Linked DNA regions of Homo sapiens: region 2 is linked to region 1. A link is an interaction called in ENCODE POLR2A ChIA-PET data of the cell type or tissue named here. Cell type or tissue: MCF 10A. All regions are shown on one strand.

Region 1 (5,000 bases):
CAGGACCCCGTTCACTCTTCTCAGTGCCCAGGATGGGGCATCACGCGCCAGGACCCCGTTCACTCTTCTCAGTGCCCAGGACGGGGCATCACGCGCCAGGACCCCGTTCACTCTTCTCGGTTGGCAGGCACTACTGTTCCCAGGCTCTAGAGCAGGAAATGGGCAGGCAGAGGCCAAGTTGCTTCTGAGGCCACCCAGCTGGGGTGAGTGGCAGAGCTGGGACTGAACCCAGGCGATGGGCTATAAGCACTGCCTTGGCAGGGGTGAGACTGCGAGTGCTCAGGAGGCTGCGAGCCCTGCCAGGAGCTGTGCACCTGGGACCCTGCCCTGCTGGCCTGGCACTGCCATGCGTGGTGCCCCACGTTCACAAGGGGGGCTAGAGGGAGAGCGTGGCAGCAAAGGGCCGGAGCAGAGTTGGTCTGGAGCCCAGTCCCGCTGTTTTCTCTTTGCCAACATCGACGGGCTTTTCACTGCAAATGATCTTTCTTCCAAAACAGTATGGACAGGATTCCATGCCAGGCCCCCCTCTTTGGCATCCCTCTGTTGGAGGCTAGAGGTTACATTTTCCCTGCAGCCTGTAATAAAAATCAATTTGCTTCCAAAAGGAAAACTCACCTCCTTTGATGTCCCTCCCTAGCCTTCCTTGCAGGTGGGGCTGGGGGTGCGTCCCCAGCCCTGCAGCTCTGGCATAAGCAGGAGATGCCTGCCACCCACCCTGGCCCCTCAGGCCCTGGATGTGCTGAGGCTGAAAATACATCTGCCTGGCTCTGGACATGCTGAGATACCAGGCCAGGATCAGAGGTGTCTCTGGAAGTCTCTGTCTGACACCAGGCTGAGATCAGAGGAGCAGGAAATAGAACTGCCCCAACCTTCTCAGCAGCCACCACTTGAAGCAAAAAGAAAATAGAACGTTCCACGTGGAGGTAATTGTCAGCCTGGAATTCAAGCTCACCCAAACCATCAGTCACATATCAGGTCAAAATAAGCCATTTTAGACAAAAGGACCCAGAGAGTGTACTTCCCATACACCATTTTTAGAAAGTTTCTTGAGGATATGATCCAGAAAAACAAGGAAGTAAACCAAAAAAAAAAAAAAAAAGGAAAGATATGTGGGATGCTAGAAATAACAGATTCAACCTAGAAAGGTAGTCAAGAGCTGTCCCCAGATGGACGCTGTGCGGAGAGAGCTGTCTGACTGCATTGGGTGGCTCAGGAGGACCCTGGGGAGGGCGGGGAGACAGAGTCCCTCATAGGACGGATGGGGACAGTTCAGAGGCGTACACCAGTTAGAGAGTCCGGGAAACCAAGTCATTTACAGCCGGACTCTCCAATGAGAAACATGGTGTTCACTGATATTCCACTTTTAGGATTAACTTGTTGACAAAGAAAGAAGCATTTTGACAAAAGGAAAGGATTGATTTTGACAATACAAAAGTGAAGGAAAAGCGCAGATAACATATGCTGGTAGAGCAGGAAGGACGAGCTAAGGGAAGCGTGGGTGTTGTGGTCCTCACCGGGAAGGTGAGTCACCAGGGTCACAGTGGGGACCAGAAGATGAGAGGCTGGCGTGACGTCGTAGGTGCCAAGGTGATAGGTGGGGATTAAGTGTCATGCGGTCACTGGCCACACAAGTCAGTTGGAAGGGGCTGCAGGGGGTCTGAGTGAGCTGAACTGCATTCACCCTCGTAAGGAGCCTGTAGGTCGAGGCTGCAGCAAGCCGTGATTGTACCACTGCGCTCCAGCCTGGGTGACACAGCGAGACTCTGTCTCCAAACAAAACAGAACAAACATTATTTCTAAGAGAAATAAACTACAAAGACAGCGTCATAGAGGTGAGGGTGCAGAGTGCTGCTGCATAAAGCCTCCTCATAACTGAGTTACAATTACTTCCCCAAGTGTGGAGGGCAGAGCGGCACACAACAGGAGGATGTGGGGGCTGGGCGCCCTGGCCGTGCCACTGCTGTGTAAATTGACTTAAAAATCATTTTTTCTGTTAAATTAGCTAAAGCTGTAAATTTAAACATATGGTGACAGGGAAAAGGAGAAGTCATATGAGACTGGAAAAATTGGATTTCCACGTTAAGACTTTGGAAAGTCCTTTGTGGACCATTGCTGTCCTCTAGTGGCCCTTGGTGTCATTGCGTCCCAGCGGGAGCCCCTCTGCCCTGGGCGCAGTGTTGGCGCCTTTCCACCAACCGCAGGTGGGTGCTCCTGTGTGCAGGCAGCCTGGGTGCCAGGAGACTGGAGAGAACCCGCAGGCGTGCTGCTCAGCAGGAGATGATGTGGTCACCTCGCTGGTCACTGTCAGAGCCACAGGCCCTTCCCCAGTCCAGCAGGACCCATGCCCACATCCAGCAGACGACCAGCCTTTGTAAGAGATACTTTAAAAAGTTTACACATATTTCAGTTCTTCATTCTAATTTCTTTCCGTTTTGAAAATTATGTGTAGAAACTCTAGCATGGAATTTGCCACAGAGTAGCTTTTATGATAGCATTTTACACTAATAGCAAAAATGGCTTTCTGTTCTTGGTGAAAAGTACAGCAGTTACGAATGAGTTCATATTCTCAATTGTGACTGTGTGGTTGCCAAATCAGTTTCGCATTTATGCTATTAGTGTCAAGGAATATATATTATACATTTCATGTAGATTATTAAAATACACACAAAATGGGTAAAGAACAATAGTCTTAAGAGTGTCATTTGGACCTTCCAACTCAGCTCAACATTTTTATTTAACGTAATCACCAACAGTGATTTTATATATATTCACATATCATATATTTATTATGTGTAATATATTTATATTTAATGTTGTTAATAATATAAATTTAAAAGTCACCTAGTTCCGGCCTTGAAAGCATAATGGGTATCGTACTCTTGTGCTGTGAAAAAGAAAAACTGTAAAACTTGAAAATATACGTGAGACAGTTGTTTTTAGCTGTTGGACAGCAGGCAGTACCAGGCAGCCATTCTTGCTAGAAGGAAATATCGGAAGTGGGCTCCGCATTCTGCCTAAGGGAGCTTCACATGCTGCAGCCTGGAGAGCGGGCCCAGATGGAAGAGTCGCGGGGAGAAACGGGTCAGGGCTTGGGCCCAGATGGATGGAAGAGTCGCGGGGAGAAATGGGTCAGGGCTTGAGGCTGTAGCAGCTGAGGTGTCCAGGATGTGACGCGGCAGGTGGGGTGGGGCCCTCGTTCTGTGGAGCCACCCATGAGTCTGTGCCTGTCTGGTGGTAAACTGTGTGTGCACAGGACTAGATTCCAGGCCTGGCAGAAAACAGGGATGGAGGGGTCTGTACGCTGACAAGATGCCAGAGGCCATCCTGCGCTAGAGAAGTTGGAGCTGTGGCCAGCTCACATTGGGGCGTAACTCACTGAACTCCAGGCATTCAGAAAGACACACCTTAGCAATGGGGTGAGAGAAGTTGGAGCTGTGGCCAGCTCACATTGGGGCGTAACTCACTGAACTCCAGGCATTCAGAAAGACACACCTTAGCAATGGGGTGAGAGAAGTTGGAGCTGTGGCCAACTCACACTGGGGCGTAACTCACTGAACTCCAGGCATTCAGAAAGACACACCTTAGCAATGGGGTGAGAGAAGTTGGAGCTGTGGCCAGCTCACATTGGGGCGTAACTCACTGAACTCCAGGCATTCAGAAAGACACACCTTAGCAATGGGGTGAGTGCAGACTCACCCCAACAAAGCCTAAACCACATCTCAGTAGGATGAAGCTGAGCCACCAGTAATTAACTGCCTGTCAGAACAAAACCCAACACTCTTTAAAGGAAGTGGACACAATCCACACTTTCAGCAGCAGAGCCCTCACGACGTCCAGCATAAAGTAAGAAATTACTAGATGTGTGCAAAAGCAAGAAAATGTGGCTCATAACCAGGAAGAAAAGAGTAGAATAGAAAAAACAGCCAACAGACCCAGCTGTGGTGTATGTTGACATGAGCAGATGAGGAGTTGAAAACAGCTACTGTCAATATAATCAGATTTTCAATGGAAATAACTAGTGTACAGACAGGAATTTCAATAAAGAATGGAACCGATAATAAAATCACTGAATGGAATTCCTAGAAATGAAAAATAAAGTGTCTGAAATGCAAACGCCACTGGAAGAGTGTTATCATCAGGCTGGACGCTGAAGAATGATCAGTAACTTCGAATCCAGGCCAGTGGACTATGAAAACCGAAGCACAGGGAGAAAAACGGAGAAACTAAATGAACAGAGCTTCCCGTCTGTGACCCGTGGGGCCACAGAGCTTTCCGTCTGTGACCTGTGGGGCCATAGCAGGGGGTCTAACCTGAGTGTAACTGGAGTCTCAGGAGGACAGAGGCAGCAGGGGGAGGCCAAAATACACACGTTTGAAAACATAATGGCTGAAAATTTTACAAGTTGAATTAAAAATATCAACCTGGAGATCCAAGACTTTCAAGGAATCCCAAGTGGGATAAACGCAAAGAAAACCACACCTGGCTCCATCGTGGGGGAATTGTAGTCACATTGCTGAAGACCAAAGACCGGGAGCAGATCCTGGAAAGGAGTTAGCATGGGGACGGATTTGTGCATACAGGAAAACCAGGGCAAGAGCTGCTGCTGACTTCTCATCAGAAATGATGCAAACCAGAATACAAAGGATGACAGTTTTTAAGTGTTAAAAAAAGAAAACCTGTCAGTCTAGAATTCTATATCCGCCAGCAATAGTCCTCACAAATGAAGACAGAATCAAGACATTTTAAGATTAATAAGAGCTAAGAGGATCCATTCCCAGCAGATCCTCAGAAGAGGACATGCTAGAGGAGATGAAAAACACCAAAAATGGTAAATTTGGGGGTAAACATAAAAGACTTTTTTCCCTTTCAGTTCTTAAATTCTTCAAGAAACACTTGACCTTTTAAAGCAAAAATAGCATCCTATTGTGGGATTTTTCATAAATATAGAGGCAAGATGCAGGGCAGTGGAAACACACAGGGCGGGCTGAGAGGCAGCGATT
Region 2 (5,000 bases), 240 kb after region 1:
CGGCACCCCAAAGATAAAGTGGGGAAATGATCCCCCAGAACAAAGCCTCACAAGCAGTACACGCTCAATAAACGCCAGCAGTGGTGGTCGTGCGATGGAGCTCGGCAGTTTTTAAAGAAAGCCACAGAAATGGACCAAACCCAGAGCACGGTCAACAGGGGCTGAAGCCCCCTGAGCTATTCAGAGAGGGGTGAAGTGGGCCGCAAGCTTTTAAATCCTACGGAAGAGAATAAAAACATCAGGAGGAATGATAAGCCCTTCTAATGCTCCCTGTGCAAATTCATGTTTAATTTGAGGAGAAATATCAACATTTTTTCATTTCCCTGATCATGCTTTAATTAAATCTCTAGCCCACTGTTTAAAATAAAGCCATTATGGATAGTGATCAAGAATTTCATCACTCCCTACTGAACTATAAAATCAATCACTTAACTTTTTATTATATAACCTCTGAAAAGTGAAACAGTTTGAGGTTACAGGATTTGAAGTGCTCTGATTTTCGCCAAAAGAAGTCCGTCAAATGTGCTTCTGAGAAACTCATGTTCTGCTTCATTTCCATATTTTTTCCATGGCAGCATCAATAAGTTACAGGGCGTCACTTTGCCCCCTAACCACCAACAGAAAGCCTCAACTGAAAGGAGGCCGAGGCCATCAGCCCATGGCAGGAACGTGAGGCTCTCGTGTCATTTCACCTAAGAAAGGATCAGTGACACCTGAGCCTGGGATCTGCCACTGGAATTTTCAAAAGTCAAGTGTGGGGCTGGGCTGCAGGAGCCCATTAGTCCCTCACCACCACACCAACCCTGCAAGGCCGGCAGACTCCAGTACACTCAAAAAACTGAATAACTTTGTTTAATGTTGCCTAGAAATAAGGAAAAATAACAAATACTTGTAAAAGTTACACTTGAAAGATCTCCACTCCAACTTATGTTCAATGTACTTAGCAAAAAGGTCAAAGCTCCGGAATTTGCTGGATAAATAAATGTTGGTGAGGCGGATGAATCACTGGAGAATTGGTGCATGGCGGCGAATGAATAACCTGCAAATGCCTCCCAAACCCCATTATTTCCCCTTTTCCAAGAGCCCAAGATTCATGTCCCCGCATGCCGCCAGTTCATTACCGAGAAATATCATCCCTCTTCCGGCTCGCGCCGGGCAGCGCACACGGCCCCCTGAGGACCCTTTAATGTTTAATTCCCCATCATCTGCTCCACTGAACAGCTTAATCTCTGCTTGTATGATCAATACTATATCAGTGTAAATTAAAATGACAATTTTAAAGTAATTAAGCCTGTTAATGCTCGATTCAAATGTCATTATTTGCACAAGGGATTGAGGAGAAATTACATCGTGTCCGGGGTGACAGGAAGCTGTCTGGGCCTCTTCAGCCCCGCTGTGCAGGGCCACTGGAGGCTTCAGCAAAGCAGATTAACTTCTGCCTCGCCCTGCCAGCATGCCTATCCAATTTCTAAAGAGGATAACGCAATTTGATAAATTTAATTCCAGCTACAAACTCAATTATTGTGATAATAGATGAAAACTGGGAGGAGCCTCTGCACAAGGCCCACAGTTTTAAAAACACACTTAACTCCAGAACGAGCTTCAACAGTAATGGCTTGATTTGATTTGTTCTCTCTCTTTTGAAGCCCCTTTAAATAATTATGATGGTTGGAAGAACAGCCGACATTTATTAAACAGCCGAGCTCCAACCAAAAGGGGCTGCGGCTTAGACAATCCAGGTCATACTGGAAACGTCTGCTGTCCTGAGCTTGTACAGCAGCATTTATTAGACAAGCACATCATTACATTATTGGATCTCATAAATAGATATATAAAACTCAGCCAGCCTCAGATGAAACCTCCCTCTTGCTCAACACTGGCGGGTCTGCCCCAGCTTGGAAAGCGGCATCCAGCAGGACCCTGCCATTTTTTTGTCCCAGGTGGCAGAGGGGGTTGGGGGTGAGAGGAATTAATGAAAATAACTTTTTTAAAAACCACCTTTACCCTCCTATGATTCCCAGCACACTCAGTACACATTATGACTCAAGTTATCTCCAACGAGCTCTCAATGCACAGATATCTTTCTCTACCCGAGTCCACTTACGGATGAGGTGGGTGGGTAGCCTGCCGAGAAGGTCTGCACAGCACACGCTGGGGGCCGCTTTAAGGGGACAGCTGCAATTGCTGGACTTCATCCATTAGGTCAGCAATAAAAATTGACAACCAAACATTAATTTCAAGATGAAGAGCACAGTGTAACAATTTCCGTTTGAAAGATGTTTCGGCTCGGTGTGGGCCATCCTTCAGGGTTTTCCCAGACAATTCCAGATGCTGCTGCACTCCAGAAGGAAAGAGAGCCCCACTGCAAAGTCGGCAGCCTCGGGATGGTGCGCCACGGGGCCAGCGGTTTTGGGTGATCCGACAGGGGTTTTTTTGTGGCTGTTTTCAAACCCAGTGATGTATACTTTAATACTTTAACTGTCTAAATTCCACCTTTTCCATACAGGAGGGAGCTGTACAGCTGGTGTCTCTTCACTGCATGCTTGAAAGGCCCTTATCCGTTACCTCCCTACTGCCTACGATGACTTCACAGTTCCTCAAGTTTCCCCCAGCCAGCAGAAATCAGATTTAAAACCAGTGAAAACATGGAATAATGTGTTCAAATGGCTCTCCCTTTCTGTCGGTTTAAACATAAATATCCCTGACTATGAATTACTCCCCCAAGTTCCTAGATGAATCATAGTGAGGAAGTAATGATGCATTATAACAGTCACGACATGGGAGGAAGCGCTGAGTAAAGGCCAGGCACACAGTGACTCAGTTTTAAGGCAAACCTGGTAAAGGACTAATGTGGTTATATCATTCTTCTCTTTTTTTTTTTTTTTTGAGACAGGATCTTGCTCTGTTGCCCAGGCTGCAGTGCAGTGGTGTGATCTTGGCTCACTGCTACCTCCACCTCCCAGGCTCACACGATCCTCCAGCCTCAGCCTCCCAAGTAGCTGCGACTACAGGTGCACGCCATTGCAGCTGGCTAATTTTTGTATTTTCAGTAGAGATGGGGTTTCCCCATGTTGGCCAGGCTGGTCTTGAACTCCTAAGCTCAAGCAATTCACCTGCCTCAGCCTCCCAGAGTGCTGGGATTACTCCTAAGCTCAAGCAATTCACCTGCCTCAGCCTCCCAGAGTGCTGGGATTACTCCTAAGCTCAAGCAATTCATCTGCCTCAGCCTCCCAGAGTGCTGGGATTACTCCTAAACTCAAGCAATTCACCTGCCTCAGCCTCCCAGAGTGCTGGGATTACTCCTAAGCTCAAGCAATTCACCTGCCTCAGCCTCCCAGAGTGCTGGGATTACTCCTAAGCTCAAGCAATTCACCTGCCTCAGCCTCCCAGAGTGCTGGGATTACTCCTAAGCTCAAGCAATTCACCTGCCTCAGCCTCCCAGAGTGCTGGGATTACAGGTGTGAAGCACTACACCCAGCCCATTCTTCCCTTTTAACCAAGGAAGAAATTACACAATGAAACAAATACCCCGAATCTTAATATCACTTTTCCTTTGTCATAATTAACAATTAGCGACACAGAATCGAGGGGAAAAACACAGGATCCGTTTACTCCTAGGAAGGGCGTTTCTGTGAATCTAAGAGGGGGCTTTCCTGTGTTCTCAAGGCCACGGGTCAGCCAGTGGCCGCTGCGGGGTGCGCTGTCTGGGAGACACTCTCGGGATGGAAGTGAAGTGCTCCGTCTGTCCCCCTTCTTTGGAAACACAGGTGTGTCTGCAAAGGCGAGGGAAGGCCTCAGGTGGGCATGATCTCTGAAGCTCCAGCTTCGTTTCCTTCAGTCTGGGGGTGCCCTCATGCACAACAGGGCTTGGCCTTGAGGGACCTGCCCTGCACAGGCGGGGCGCTGCCAGGCCACGACTTCAGGAAAGTTCTGGGCAGGCAGGGGCAGCCCCTGACTGCTCAACGCCTCAGTTGCAACGGGAAAACCTGAGCCACCCCAACAAGCCTACATCGGGGACTCCGATACTTAAGACAGCAGGATGCATCTCTACGTGCACAGGTGGGATGCACTAAACGCTGCCCTGACAGGGATGTGTGGCCAGGATGGGAGCCACTTTCTCCCAGGAAAACATCGTGCTTGTCACCTTCCTTGGGACAGAAGGATGGGTGGTTTTCAAAGAGCACATAGCAGTTCTAACAGGTGCCAAGCCAAATGGCAAGGTGCACTCATGAAAATCACCCACACTTCTGTGCTCAGCTCTGGGCTGCTGCTGATGGGGAGCTGTGGGCCCCAGCAGACGTGGCTGTGAGAGAGCGCACTCAGAGGCCCAGCCACCCCCACACAGCGGTGTGCCACACCCCAACTCATCACACAAACGCACAGGGCAACAGGCGAGGTCTGTGTAGACACCCATCTGCTCAGGAACACACTGAAAAACACGATGTTCCCTTTGGGACATCAGGTAGTGAAGCCTCAAGAGCAGGTCAGGTGCCCTCCAGGCACACAGCAGGGTCCTGGGCAGGCTGTGACATAAAAGCTCACATTCATTCTGTGGATTAAGCCTAGAAATGTACACACGGCTCACAGCATCTGAAGCCAAACCTGGACGGGCTTTGGAGAAAATATTTGTTCATTCAGTTTCCTTCGGTCTCCTTCAAAATCATAAAAACCCATCTCCAGGGAGGCTGTGGTTGGGTGAGCACAGCTGAGGGACCCGCAAGAATTTGCACAGGAAAGAAAGCCAGGCAGAGCAAGGAGCAGCTCACGGGGCTCCGGAAGTGAAACATCACCTGAGGCCAAATGAACAGAACAACAAGCTAAACTGTGAATCAACCATGGCTATTTCTTTATGTTCACTGCTTCAGTGATTTTCTGTCAAAAAATGCTAACAAGCATGAAAGTCCTTAAGAGCTTTACAATTTTTCAGTTCGTTCACCAATACCTTTCGCGCGGCGTGTTTGTTTCCTGGGCTGCGTGTGACACGGCACTCGATCACGCCT

The links. Peaks named below come from ENCODE experiments on the same cell type or tissue, not always from the same donor. Only the 100,000 strongest peaks of a DNase experiment are listed, where the experiment ranks them.
Region 2: POLR2A ChIA-PET joins it to region 1 with 5 read pairs; 2 of 35 experiments call an interaction of 5 or more read pairs at or near these places.

The regions. Positions count from the first base shown.
Region 1 is chr10:132,901,550-132,906,549 of GRCh38, reverse strand. All of the region lies in intron 22 of CFAP46 (cilia and flagella associated protein 46), which reads left to right. Among named protein-coding and RNA genes, the nearest start is that of CFAP46, 39 kb to the left of the region's middle. RefSeq lists an enhancer at 1,670-2,170. In MCF 10A, a CTCF peak has its summit at 2,145 (motif pointing left); a DNase peak (open chromatin) is centred at 2,139.
Region 2 is chr10:132,663,941-132,668,940 of GRCh38, reverse strand. All of the region lies in intron 4 of INPP5A (inositol polyphosphate-5-phosphatase A), which reads right to left. Among named protein-coding and RNA genes, the nearest start is that of NKX6-2, 120 kb to the left of the region's middle. RefSeq lists an enhancer at 1,982-3,181. In MCF 10A, no CTCF peak of the experiment used is centred here; a DNase peak (open chromatin) is centred at 2,770.